Regions from separate parts of the Mus musculus genome. Here region 1 is linked to region 2. Evidence: chromatin contacts called from ENCODE Hi-C data. All regions are on one chromosome and are shown on one strand. The core of a region is the stretch at or near the end of the contact, and the rest is flanking DNA. Distances in the headings are between cores, read along the strand shown.

What was found. Hi-C counts contacts between places; a loop is a spot of excess contacts on that map.
Region 1: a map of heart shows a loop between it and region 2 (2.4-fold over the local background). The contact joins two enhancer-like sites. A Hi-C loop is called at or near these places in 5 of 37 maps with a recorded cell type or tissue (adrenal gland, gastrocnemius, heart and 2 more).

The regions. Positions count from the first base shown.
Region 1 is chr2:93,662,997-93,669,880 of GRCm38, forward strand. Alx4 (aristaless-like homeobox 4) reads left to right here. Exons shown (of 4, transcript NM_007442.3): 2 at 5,359-5,669. Among named protein-coding and RNA genes, the nearest start is that of Alx4, 24 kb to the left of the region's middle. Within about 2 kb of position 3,320, at least 1 of the 3 ENCODE cell types and tissues checked has a DNase peak (open chromatin) inside an H3K27ac peak, as active enhancers do; it is heart, where a contact is called at or near this core.
Region 2 is chr2:93,198,037-93,204,369 of GRCm38, forward strand. Trp53i11 (transformation related protein 53 inducible protein 11) reads left to right here. Exons shown (of 8, transcript NM_001025246.2): 4 at 227-285; 5 at 503-551; 6 at 859-955; 7 at 1,321-1,422; 8 at 1,750-3,721. The coding sequence ends at 1,883. It overlaps Tspan18 (tetraspanin 18), which reads right to left. Exons shown (of 10, transcript NM_183180.2): 10 at 3,724-6,333. Among named protein-coding and RNA genes, the nearest start is that of Trp53i11, 14 kb to the left of the region's middle. Within about 2 kb of position 2,660, at least 1 of the 3 ENCODE cell types and tissues checked has a DNase peak (open chromatin) inside an H3K27ac peak, as active enhancers do; it is heart, where a contact is called at or near this core.

The DNA of each region.
Region 1 (6,884 bases), core at 2,070-4,569, 470 kb after region 2:
CAGGTGACTGGAAACATGTTTCCCCACACCCATCCCCAGATGCAGGCTGGTGCCTGTACCCTGGGGCTCACATCTTCTGACATAGATGGACGCCCTCCAGAAACAATTGCAGAAAAAAAAAACAGAATGAAAGAGAGGGAGGAGGAAAGCAGGATAGGAGGGAGGGAAGGAGGGAGAAAGGAAGGAAAGAAAGAAGGAAGGAGGGAAAGAAGGAAGGAAGGAAAACCTGGGAAATTTCTCAAGAACGTTGGATGGGAGGGTGTGGTGGGTAGAGGTTAAGGGAAGGAAGGTAGATTTCCCATTTTTTCATTTCAGGAGCTGAGCCCCAATGGCTAACACTGAGTGGGATCAGTTTGTGACAGCTGGTTCCCTGAGGTGGCCTACCCAGAAGTTCTTGCTTCTCACTCCCCACCTGTCAGAAAGGTCTATGGGAATAACACTGGCTTCAGGTTGTTTTAGAGCCTTTGACTCACTGAGGGAAAACCTTTCTGGAACAAGCCTTACTCTGGACAGTCACTTATGGGCACTCCTCGTCTCCCTTCTCTGGGTAGCCTGGATCTGATTGCTGGGAATGATGGTGCATCCAAATGAAGGTGGATCTCTGTGGGTTTGAGGCTGGCTTGCTCTACATAGTGAGTTCTAAGCCATCAGGGGAAGGTTGGTGGAAAGGGGAAGCTTTAGGTCAGGATAAGGCAGGCTCTACTTGGCTTAGGACACCCCACAAAAGTCTCCTTGCATGACTGGGAAAGGAAGACTTTCAGCCAGAGTAAAATCTATGCAGGGTGTCTGTCCCTGGAGGCTGAGGAAAAGTCAGGCTCGCTGGTGGTGACCTGGATTCAAGCTGGCCTCTGATGCTGCTCAGCCTACTCCAGTACTGGGGTCACAGGGTGGTGCAGAAGGACCCCACAGCTGGGCAAACTGGGACCCCTGGAGGCCACATCTCTTGTGCAGTGTCTGACACAGAGACGACTACTCTCTGGTAGGTGATGGATGATGGTTTGGATCAGCAGTTCTTAACCTATAGGTCTTGACCCCTTTGAGGGTCAATCGATCCTTTTACAGGGGTTGCATATCAGATATCCTGCATATCAGATATTTACATTAACAATTCATGACAGTAGCAAAATTACAGCTCTGAAGTAGCAAGGAAAATAATTTTATGGTTTGGGGGTCACCACAACATGAAGACCTGTATTAAAGGGTCACAGCGTTAGGAAGGTGAGAACCACTGGTTTAGATGCCGCGCCCCCTGTCCCGCCGCTGCCGCTGGTCCTGCTTGCTGTGTGAAGAGAAATGTCCCTTAAGGTCCATCCTGGCTTCTTTTCCCCAACCACTTTCCCTCAGTCCCAGATGCAGGCACCTAGAAGGCAGGATTTTCTGAGCAGGTGGTAGGAGGCGAGGGCTGCAGGGAATGCCGGAGGACAATGGCCTCCTTTAGACAGGAGCAATCAGACTCTCTTTGTGGAGCCAGGGATTCAGACCCATCTTATTGATGAGGATTGTCAGCACGAGGAAGGCCTTGCCCAGGCTACTTCCCTAGCCAGCTCCTCTGGAACTTTGGGCTGGCTTCACTCAGGGCCCCACATGCTTCCCTCATCTCTGGACCCTACCTAATCCAAACAGACCCCGACTACTGAGGATCACATAAGGAGTCTAGCGGGAGCCTTTAAGCTAGATAGATGGCATACTTCAGACAGAGGAGCTGTGAACCATGGTCCCTGTAGCTGGGTTGGGGAAGGACCCTGGAGATCTGGACCAGGGCCAATAAACCAGATCCCCAGAGGACAAATGTGGGCTTGGCTTCAGGGGCCCCAGGTGAGGGGGCCTTATTGACAGATAGCCAGAGTCTCCAACCTTAGGTTTGTCATTCTGAGCTGGTAAGTGTGGCTACAGACCTTGGAAGAATTTTCCTTTATTGTCTAGAATAGGAGTCCAGCTTCAGCACTTAAAGCCAAAAAATTAATAATCAAAATTAGCGTGCTGGCTAGGGTAAAGGTTAATAACTGAACTGTTGTGTATACCTTCTGGGAGACGGAAAAAAATCAGTTTTCTCCAATGGAGTGACACTGAGTCTATCAACCCCTCCGATATAGGTGACGATCATATAACGGACTCCACAGTGTGTGTGTGTGTGTGTGTGTGTGTGTGTGTGTGTGTATACATATGAGCTTTTATTTGGTTACAATTTGGTGGGTTTTTTTTTTTTTTGAGGGAAGTGAGTTATTTTGTTTTCTTTGTTGTATTAAGGATTTTTGTTTTTTTTTAAAGAACATAAAGTCGGGTGGGTAGGGATAGGGAGAGGATCTGGAAGGACTTGGGGGAGGGCTGGATTATGATCAAAATATATTTAAAGTTAAAATTGTTTTAAATAATTAACATGAAAAATTAATAATTAAAAATTTTTTAAAAGACCATCAGGCTGGAGGGATGGCTCACTGGTTAAGACTACTTGATGCTCTTGCAGAGGACCTGGGTTTGACTCTCGGCACCCACATGACAGCTCACAACCATCCATAGCACCTGGCATTCATGTGGTGCACATTCATACATAAGTAATAAATGTTTAAAACATTGGCATTGAGGGTTGAGGAGATGGCTGAGTTAGTAAAGTGCCTGTCACATACACAAGTGTGAGGGTAAAACAGCAGCTGTGCGTGGTGGGATGTGCTCTGAATCCCAGCACTGAGGAGGTGGAGCCAGGCGGATCCCTGGAGCTCTCTGCCCAGCCAGAGAAGAGTGGAACAGAAAGCCCCAGACCAACGAAACACCCTGTGCCCAAGAACTTGGTAGATGGCTCCTAGGAACAGCTGGAGGTACACGTGTACACACACACACACACACACACACACACACACACACACACTCCTTCTGGGGCTCTGATCTCAGTACACACCTTGCTATGTCCCCATCTCCCATTCAGTCGTCCCAGTGGGTGGTTAGGTGTGGGCAGGGGTACATCCTTACTTCTTTCTCATCACAAGACTGTGAACTCTGCCATCCTTTCCTGCTGGGCCAAGAACTAGCTCCGTACTGAGAGTGCCTTGGAGTTCATCTTAGTCCCTTGTCCTCAGGGGCAGGACTTATAGGTGCTGAGAGGGCCTGGATTTCTTCTCCTGGAAACAGGTCCTATACCCTGGTAGGGTAGTCCCAGGAGCAGGAGACTGTTCTGTGGATAATTAGGGCATATTCTTTTTTTTTTTTTTCTCCTCAGTTTAAATGAGTAGCTAGGGTTAGTCCTTCCAAGCCTGGTTTCTATGTTGCTGACCTCAACTGGCCCTCATTCCCTTGGGAGATCCCAGCTCCAGGCTGGATGCCCAAAGACACTACTGGGGTTCATGGGGCAAGGATGAGCCTGGGGAACAGGGCTAGGCCAGGAGGGGTGGTGGCTGCCTTCCCTGGCCTGGCTGCCAGGAAGTTGCACAAGAGGAATGCTTATTTTGGGTGAGCTGGGTGGGATTTCTTTTCTAAAAAAAAGAAGAGAGAGAGAGAGAGAGAGAGAGAGAGAGAGAGAGAGAGAGAGAGAGAGATCCAAAACATAAAACGTATTTGTCTGCCAGGAAGATAAATATCTTTGCTGGAAGCTCTTGGTCCTGCTGCCAACTGCAATTCACACAAAGCTGTCACCAAAACTGTGCTTGCTGCTAGCCGCATAAGTTGGCCTCACATGGCTGTCATTTGTAACGCCACTGATTTGGTCAGACACCCTCATAGATGCTAGAAGTGGAACAGCATCCAGGCCTGCACTGGGCACCCTCTCCTCCCTTTCCTCAGTGCCAGAGTTGGAAGGAGACTGACAGGGGCAGAAAGTCTTTCCCTCACCCTCCCTAATGCTCACAGGGAGGCTGGGAAACTTGAAACATCAACCCCTAACCCCCAATCTGGATGGCATCAGAAAATCCAGGTTAGAGGCATCATCCTGATCCAAAATGCAAATCGCATGGACCTGTTTCCAGAAGAGGAAACAGAGGGCCAGAGTGGCTGATACACTCACCACACATGCTTGTTGTGAATGGACGGAGCTTGTACATATTTAAGGATTTTCCACATCTTATTAACAGTTCTCTCACTGAATCTATCTCTTTCTTCCCAAGTCTCAAATAAAGAAAGGGGCTTCCCGCATCTGGAAACACGCCTTGTTTCCCATCCCATGGTGTTTGTATATATGTGCCTGCACCCCAGGGACTTTTCTCACGGAGGACTTTTCTGTCCTGGGTCACCCTCCTCTAGTGCTGGCAGGGCCTGTAAGCCTACAAGGCCAGACCAGAAGCAGGGGTCACTAATGGTTGAAGGCTACACAGCCAGCTAGCTGACTGCCTCTCCCTTTCTCACAACCCATAAGAAATATCCCATGGATCTCTTCATTCATCTTAAAAGTATAGAGGGGGGAAACTGAGCCACAAAGGGTTCATTGCAAAGTAGAGCTGTAAAGCCAGAGGTGTGGCACAGAAACCCTGGTGCCTGGCACTGGAGCCCAAGACTCTGAGGCCCCTGATATTGTGAGGCAAGTGTGTATGCTCAGATGGATGGGTGAGCCAGGAGCTCCTACCCTCCTACCCAGGTCTCCATCTCCACACTTGTGATCTGCATGGCTTGGCTTGGTTCCTTGTAACTCTGAGTTTCCAGGAATCTACCATGGGAGCCCCATTGTGTCAGCAGTGAGCAGTCAGGGCCTGGGCTGTGAGCTGTGTTTCTGATGATTCTCTGTGGCTGCAAAGAGGGCATCCTCAGGAGTGAGGGCCTCCCAGCTGTGGTAGACACTGGCAGCTGCTATGAAAGGGACCCCAGCAAAGACCCATATCTCAGTGAACCCCACCTGCTAAAGACCCCTCTGCAGACAGTGTTACCAGTGGAGTGTGGGGTGTGGGGTAGGTCTCATCACTAAAGCCTGAGACCGTCTCCAAGGCTTCTCTGTGGGACTCCATGAAGGCAAAGCTATATGTCTCAATGCCGCCCTTTCTCTTTCCCACCAAGTCCACTGTGGCTGAAAGAATTCTCCTTTACCCAAGGAAGCCTCTGTATTTTGTCAGATAGCCATTGGGTCCATGTCCAAAGAAAGGTTGGCTCCTTTGATCCCCTGTAGGGGAGGACTCTCACAACCAGAGAGTGGCAAGAAAGCCACCAAGGTCAGACTGGCCAACCTAGAGCTACATGACATTGGTTCCAGAAGAGACCATTCTAGGATGATGCCACAGAGGGTTGAGGGAGGGGACAGACTTGTCCAAAGTCACCCAGCATGTTGATGAAAAGCCAGAGTATGGACCTTGAGTCTCTTGGCCTGGCACTCAGTGTGCCTCTGGGATGTAAAGTATCCTCTCACTCCCCAGATTCAAGTTTCTAACCTTCTTTTCTCTTCCTCAGCCAAAGAGAGCAACCTGGGTGAGCCAGAGTTGCCTCCTGACTCTGAACCCGTGGGCATGGACAACAGCTACCTCAGTGTGAAGGAGACAGGGGCCAAGGGGCCCCAGGACCGGGCCAGCGCTGAAATACCAAGCCCCCTGGAAAAGACCGATTCTGAGAGTAACAAAGGCAAGAAGCGGCGGAACCGAACCACCTTCACTAGCTACCAGCTGGAAGAGCTGGAGAAAGTCTTCCAGAAGACACACTACCCTGATGTGTATGCACGGGAGCAGCTGGCTATGAGGACCGACCTCACCGAGGCCCGTGTGCAGGTCAGCCATGACAGGGTCAATACAATGACCTATCATCATCAACATCCATACGCAATTTAACCCAACTCAGCACAGAACAGCCCAGCACAGTCCAGTCTAGCCAACTGAGCACAGTGCAACCACCATAGACAGCCTAGTTCAGCCCCAGGACAGCACAACTCAATGTACCATGGCCCAGTTACTGCACAGCACAACCCAGTGCCGAGCAGCACAGGCTAGTACAACCCACCTCAAAATGGTACAGCTCGCTATACACAGTTCTGTTCCACCCAGTGCCAAACTACACAGCTCAATATAACACAGCCCAGACAGAGCCAACTCAACATGGTGCAATTCAGCACACAGTGTAACTCACCCAGTGTAGCCCAACCCAACAACACAATAGAATCCACTACAATCCAACAGGATCCAGCTCAACAATATAATAACCCAACACAACCAAGTCAGCATAACTCACCCCACACAGCTCAGTTAAACTCAGTACAACCCAACCCAACACAACACGGCACAACATAACACAGTAAGAAAACAACCCAGCACATTTGTACAGCTCACCTCAACCTGGCACAATATGGCACAAGCCAATATAATACAGCCCAGCAGAGCCCAGCATGCCTAACACAGACTAGTGCAACACAAGTCAACGGTGTGACTCACAATACACAGCTCAGTCCAACCCTGTACAACCCAACTCTTTCGAACCCAGTATTAGCCAACCCAACCCAATACAGCCCATCTCTCCACAGTACAACTCATACACAGCTCAACCCAAATTCAAATTAGCACAACTCAACACACCCAGCTCAGTGCAACCCAGTGCAGCACCAATTGAACCCAATGCAACAGTCCCCAAAACAAACTCAGCACAATTCACCACACACAGTTCCATTCAGCCCAAACCAACGAAGCAGAACTCAGCATGCCAACTGATCAATACAGCTCCACTCAGCTAAACACCACGCAATACCATGTAGCCTATTATAAAATCAACAGGACCAAAGCAAGTCACTCTCTTCTACTTCTTCTGCTTCCTCTTGTGGAAGACTTTATGACTGGTCACATCCTTTTGCCCCTGAAATGAGAAATCGGTGATTATTCGCTTTGTTGTTTTTGAGACAGGGTCTCATGTTGCTCAGACTGGCCTCCATCTTGCTGTGTAACCACAGCTGGCCTTGAACTACTGGCCCTTGTGTCTTGCCTTCCATGCCCTGGGAT
Region 2 (6,333 bases), core at 1,410-3,909:
TGCTGGGCAGACCCTGAGTTTCTTTCCTTACCACCTCTTTTCAGTTCTCTTGTCTGGGTACCAAGGGAGGCAGGAGAGGTTGAGCTTGCATTGGGGAAAACATTTATGTTAATCAGGGATGTTCTGATGGCCCCCAGGTGTCCACAGGAGCTGGGAGGAAGGTGGGTGGGTGAGATGCTGAAACTGAAGACTTCTTCCCTGATGCCTCTGACTTGTGTGTCCACAGATCAGCCAGGTTTTGGGCAACGAGATAAAGTTTGCTGTGCGGGAGCCTCTGGGGCTCAGGTGAGCAGTAGGTCTCGTTTGGATGGTTTTGTGTCCCGGGTATGTGTAAGGTCCTACGTGACTGGGCCTTGCTCTGAATTACATCCACACTGTTCATTGCCTCCTCAAATAGCCCTGGCTGTTTGGGTTGCACAGGGTTCCCCCCCACCCCCCGTTTGGGTTGGCAGTGGGGGTCAGGGTGAGTGTGGCTGTAACTGTCTTCTCGGAACCTCCCCAGGGTCTGGCAGTTTCTTTCTGCTATGCTGTTCTCCAGTGTGGCCATCATGGTGAGTACTGTGTGTCCCCGCCCAGGCTGCAAGTAGGTCCTGAGACTTAGATGGGGGTGGGGGTGTGTGTGTGGCTCTTTCCCTTACCCCAGCTGCTGCTGTCTTCACTCTGAGGCCCATACTTCAGGGTCTAGGCCAACTCCCGGGACATCCTGTCCATTACTGGTGTGCCGTGCCCCCAAAGTAACCAGCACACATGCTCTGGGCTCTGGGCTCTGGGCATCCCAGCATTGGATGCTGCCCCAAGGAGGTCCCTAGCATTTGTCTCACCTCATAGCTGACCCTGTGCTCCTCCTGCTGCCCACAGGCCCTTGCCCTCCCTGATCAGCTCTACGATGCAGTTTTTGATGGGGCTGAAGTCACAAGCAAGACCCCCATCCGCCTCTACGGTGGTGCCCTCCTTAGTGAGTATTGCTGGGTCTCCAGCAGCCTGGTAGCCCTCTTCATCTGTGTCTGTGCTGCCACCTTGTGGCCATTGCTAGAATGCATGTAGTTGGTTCACTGCCCTGGCAATGGCAGAGGTAGCTTGGGCCTGGAGGCCCTTGCCCCATTGTGTAGATAAAGATACCAAGTCCTGGGGAGATGAGCACCTGGCTTGGGTTGGATAGGGCTTTAGAAGCAATGTGAGCTGTCTCTGGGGGGAAAGCTATAGCTGAAGAGCTGAGGACCGGAAGAGGGGCCGTCTGGTCTGAGAAGTGGGTGTTGTGGAATAAGTGGGTTCGGACTCCTGGGCTAGGGATCAGGCTGCCCCGGTGCTTGATTCCAACAGGCATCTCCTTGATCATGTGGAACGCACTCTACACAGCCGAGAAGGTCATCATCCGCTGGACTCTGCTCACTGAGGCCTGCTACTTCGGGGTGCAGTCCCTGGGTGAGTGGTGTAGGGTGGTGGGAAGGCTATCAGGGTGCAGGAAGAGAAGGGCAGAGCACTGGGTGCTCCTACAACATAGACCAGTGTCCTGAATCCACAGCCCAGCCGTTCCCTCCAAGCCTGACACTCAGGATGCACTTCTAGGCACCTGCCACTTGGGGGCAGCAGACTGGCCTAGGCTGGTGTTAGGCTTCTGGAGGTCGTCAGCCTGCAGTCCCACTCACCACAGGGATGGTCGAGGGTATTCAGCCTAGCCTAGCGTCATGATGGGAGAGGCTCAAGCACGTGTCTGCTCCTGACCTTTGCCTCCCCCGACTTCCTTCACAGTGGTCACTGCCACGCTTGCTGAGACGGGCCTCATGTCCCTGGGGACCGTGCTGCTCCTGGCCAGCCGCCTCCTCTTTGTTATTGTCAGCATCTACTACTATTACCAAGTCGGCCGGAAACCCAAAAAAGTGTAGCAGGCTGGGACCTGCCTGGGCCTGGACCTGGGCCCGAGCAGCTGGGGACTTCACTGTCCATGGGTCCTAGACAGGCCTGCAGGCAGGCAGGGTGCACACGCCTTCCTTCCCTCCCAGGCACTCCACGGAGTCATCTTGGGTCTCCTGGGATTCTAGGAGTGACAGACCAGGCTGTGGCCTCTGCACCCCACCCCTCACCCTTGTGCAGGGACAACTCCTTGCCCTGTGTTTCTTGGCCTCTAGACTCTAACAGGCAGAGTCTAGAGTAAGTTTTAGGGTCTGGGCTGAGTCAAGGTGAGTTCCTCTGCCAGGAAGCCCTTTCTAGGAGGTTGTGTCGGCCCCAGCAGGGGCTCTCAGCTTCTCCCCATCCAGAAACCCGATGTGTGAGTCCCTCATCACACACGCACACACACACACACACACACACACACACACACACACACACACACACACACGGTGTTTCTAGAGATCCAGTTGAGGACATCTAGCAAGGGGAGTGACTGCCTCCCTTGGGCCAAGTTCCCCAGCCTCAGCCTGCACATCTCTCTCTTTGGCCTGCTGGAGGGTACTCTGATTCTCTGGCTGGCCGCCTGCGTCCCAGAGCACCAGAGTCCCTTCCCGACAGGCTAGGGTTAGGCAATGTACCACAGGCCTGATAGTCCCTGGCTCCTAGCTGCCCATAGGCTCCTAGTGCATGAGGAATTCTGAGGAGAGGACAAGTGGGGACATTTCCTCGGCATGGCCTCCAAGGCCTGCATGGCTACACACCTGGCTCAGTGCCTCCTCCAGATCCCCTCCTGAGGCTGCCCCAAGGCCTACGGGTTAAAGCCAATAGCTGCTCACATGCAACAACGGAAGGAGATTCAAGAGTCTGCCATCCCTTAGCAGCCCCTAAGTGGGCCTCTAGAGCTGAAGACACACCCCTGGTGCCACCAGCCTGTGTGGCCCCTCCCCTTGGCCCTAGCTCCCAGCACCTCCCTACCCTTCAGCAGCAAGCACACTAAGAGATTTGGCCCGAGGCTTCTCCCTTCTGCAAGGGGGTGGTCCCCTATACCCGAGGAATCTTTCTCTAGGGCACCTGGGCTCACAGCCTCCCTGGGCTCGGTTGTTCCTGCTGCCAAGTGCTCTGTGACCATGGCCTTTGCCTAGTGGAGGGAACTCAGTGGAGGATGTGCCCAGCAGTGGCCGGGGCTGCTTCTGTAACCAAGGTCTGGCAGAGTAGCGATTCCCTGCGTGTTCAGGAAGGGCCCATTGTGTATACCTGCCTCTTGTCACTGGCTTGGTGCCAGTCCCTCAGTCCCACCTCTTTACTCGGACCATGGACCCTGCCACTGCCAGCTCTTAGTACAGTCCCAACTACCGTAGACCAGGTGACATTTGTTGACACCATTCTCAGAGGTGTTGAAGATTTATCATCTTGAATCCTCCACAAATACAGATACAGTCCCAAGGGAGGTAGTCGTAGAAATGGAAGACGCCAGCCCTGCGCAGCCTGCAGGGACATCCGCCAGGCTTCCCCTCAGCAGCAGGAGCCCAGGTCACCCTGGTTAAACTGCAGTGATACATTTAGGTGGGTGGGGTCAAGGCATATGTGGCCTCCGGGAGACACCTGCTTGGAAGGAGGCAGTGATGGAGATAGAGCCCCACTCTGAGTCTGGGCTCAGAGTGCCCTGACTGCTCTCCCCCACCCCATCCCCAGCTCCTCTTGTCATGCTTCTGCCTGGCCCCCAAGACTGCCTCTGTCATGGTCACTATTTATTCTTGGTCCCTTTTTCTTTTTGTAAGAAACAGTCACAAGAAAACAACAACAACAACAAAAAACAACCAATGAGAAACAATCTGCGTGGTGTCCTGTTTTATATTACAAAATTTCTCTTAATATAGAATATAAAAAGGGGAGACTTGGGAGATACAATGATAAATTAGCTCTGTTTCCTACTGCAAGGGACATTTACAAATTCCAAAATAGACTTTAGCATATGACGTGTGTGTGTGTGTGTGTGTGTGTGTGTGTGTGTGTGTGTGTGTGTGTGTATCAGAGTTCCTGGGGATGAAGGTGCTGGGTTCAGAACCCAGGTAGGCCAGGGGCTTGGGACAGGATAATGGGGAGCATGAGCCACAGGTCCAGTCTTAGCTCCTCGCCTGTCAGATACAGCTGTCCCTTAGGCCACTGCTCTGGGACAGGAAGTGGCTGTTCTGCTCACTACTGGCTGAGGCATCTTGGGGTGAAGGAAGAGCTCCCCTCCATTCCTCTGGGAGTACACAGAGCAGCTCACCAAGCCCCACCAGGATGACCTCAGACAGCCTTGCAATGGCTACCAGCAAGCTCAGAGGGTGAAGACTGTGTCTGTCTGGCCCCATGAGGATGCTGAGAAGCTGGGTTGAATCAGGGCTACTTGGGAGCGCTTCAGCGTAAGTGTGGAAAGTTCTGGTGAGGGACTCTGATCTGCCCTGGAATTGCCTAGGCTCCATATCTGGCTTCTCAGTCCCTCCCTGTCCCAGCCCTGCCCATCTCTGGAAGCCTGGGCTAGTTCTGGGTGGCAGCCGCTGTGGTTGGGCTAAGTCCTCAACCTAGCCATGAACTTCCAATCAATAGCCAAGCCATTTGCCTTCCTAGACAGTTGGAGTCCAGTACGTGCTGGGTTCTGAGTCAGCCTGGGTCCTCTTAGTCTGGGGGTGCAAGCCAGCAGAGGGGCCCCCTGATCTGGTGACTCAGCCTCTAGGGAGCTTACTATGGGGATGCCAATTAAGCTGTCATAAAGACAACTTCCGTATAGCATTCAGAGACACCCACTCCCCGGAAGGCCAGGCTGGGTGAGGACCACATAAAGAGGAGAGAAAATGGGAGAAGTAGCCCCCCTTGCACCCAGACAGCAGAATAGAACAGGCTATGGCTATGACTCCCAGGTGGCAGAAGGGCAAAGGAAGGCTGGAGTTCAGGTCAGGCTCTTCCATCTGAGAGAGGAGAGCAGACACCTAGCTGTTCCTTCCACCACTGTTCCCCTTTTGTGCCCTTGGCAGACATAATTAATCAAATTTGAGATCCTGACAGACAACACTAATGGATTCAACACGGTCCTGGCAGGGTCAGGCATCTTGCAACTAGTTGCTAACCTAGCCTGCAGTTCAAGTTTGTGTGTGTGTGTGTGTGTGTGTGGGGGGGTGTTGGTTGGTTGGTTGGTTGTGAACCTATTAGTCTGGGGTGTTTGTTTGTGTGTGTGTGTGTGTGTGTGTGTGTGTGTGTCTGTTGGTTGGTTGGTTGGTTGTGAACCTATTAGTCTGGGGTGTTTGTGTGTGTGTGTGTGTGTGTGTGTGTGTGTGTGTGTGTGTCTGTTGGTTGGTTGGTTGGTTGTGAACCTATTAGTCTGGGTAATCTGAGCCTAGAGAGACTAACAAAATAAATGTTCAGCAAAAGGTCAGAAGGTGTCACGGTAGGAGATGCTGTGGGGTTAAGTCTGCAGACAAGAGGCATGACCTTAACCTCTAGAAAGGAGAGAGAGTGAAGGGGTACACAGACGGAAAAATGGAAACCCCTTCTGTCTGCGGAGGTGATGGTGACATCAGAGCATCTGAAGGCAGGAGGCTGAGTTGGGAGGTAGTGAGATCCATCCGTATGTGGAGGGATGCAGGGGTGAATTCTTGGCAGGGACCTTGAAGAACACATTCAAGCCTCAGCTCTGGGTAGAAAGAGAGAAATGAACAATACTGGGGTGTCTTCCACCTGGGAGAACAGGGGTGGGGCATGGCCCACGGGGACAGGTGATGTATCACAGTTGGATCTCTGACAGAGGTACAAGCAGGGCAGAGTGGACACAGTACGGACTGTAGAGCTGGATGCAGGCAGTTCCTGGCCAGTTTACATCGGGGTGGAGTCCTGGCTGGAGCGACAGCAGCCTGGAGATGACCTTGTCATGCACATGCTGTGTGACTGGACGGAAATGAAAGGGCCACCTTCTGATCCAGTGTCCACACACAGCCACCCTCAGCCAGCGGGAGCAGGGACCGCTTCGCTCTCCAGCAGATGGTGCTGCAGAGTCTGTCCTTGTGTTGTGAAAAGCCGGCTCCTTGGGGCCTGAGGACCGGGCTCCTCCTCCAGGATGTGTTTCTACCTCCTGGTTGCTCTGATCCTGGAAATGCTAAGAGAGGTGATCCGGGCCAAGGGACACTCCAGTCTGACAGGGCCAAGGGGCTCTGAGGCTGATGAACCTTTGGTCTCAGGAACAGCTGGTCCCAGGCCAGCCCTAGGTCCTTGTAGAGCCCATGCCCCTTGCTTTAGAGCCTAGGTGAGGCCCCTTCATGTCTGTCTTTTTTGTTTGTTTGTTTGTTTATTTAAAAATTAGCTCTATGCTTCTGGCCGTTTGGGCTGGCCTTGCTTCCGCCCCTGGGGCCAGAGGACAGGGAAGAGAAGGGGCTGGCTTCTGGGCAGTGGTGGGCTGAGTGTCTTCAGGCC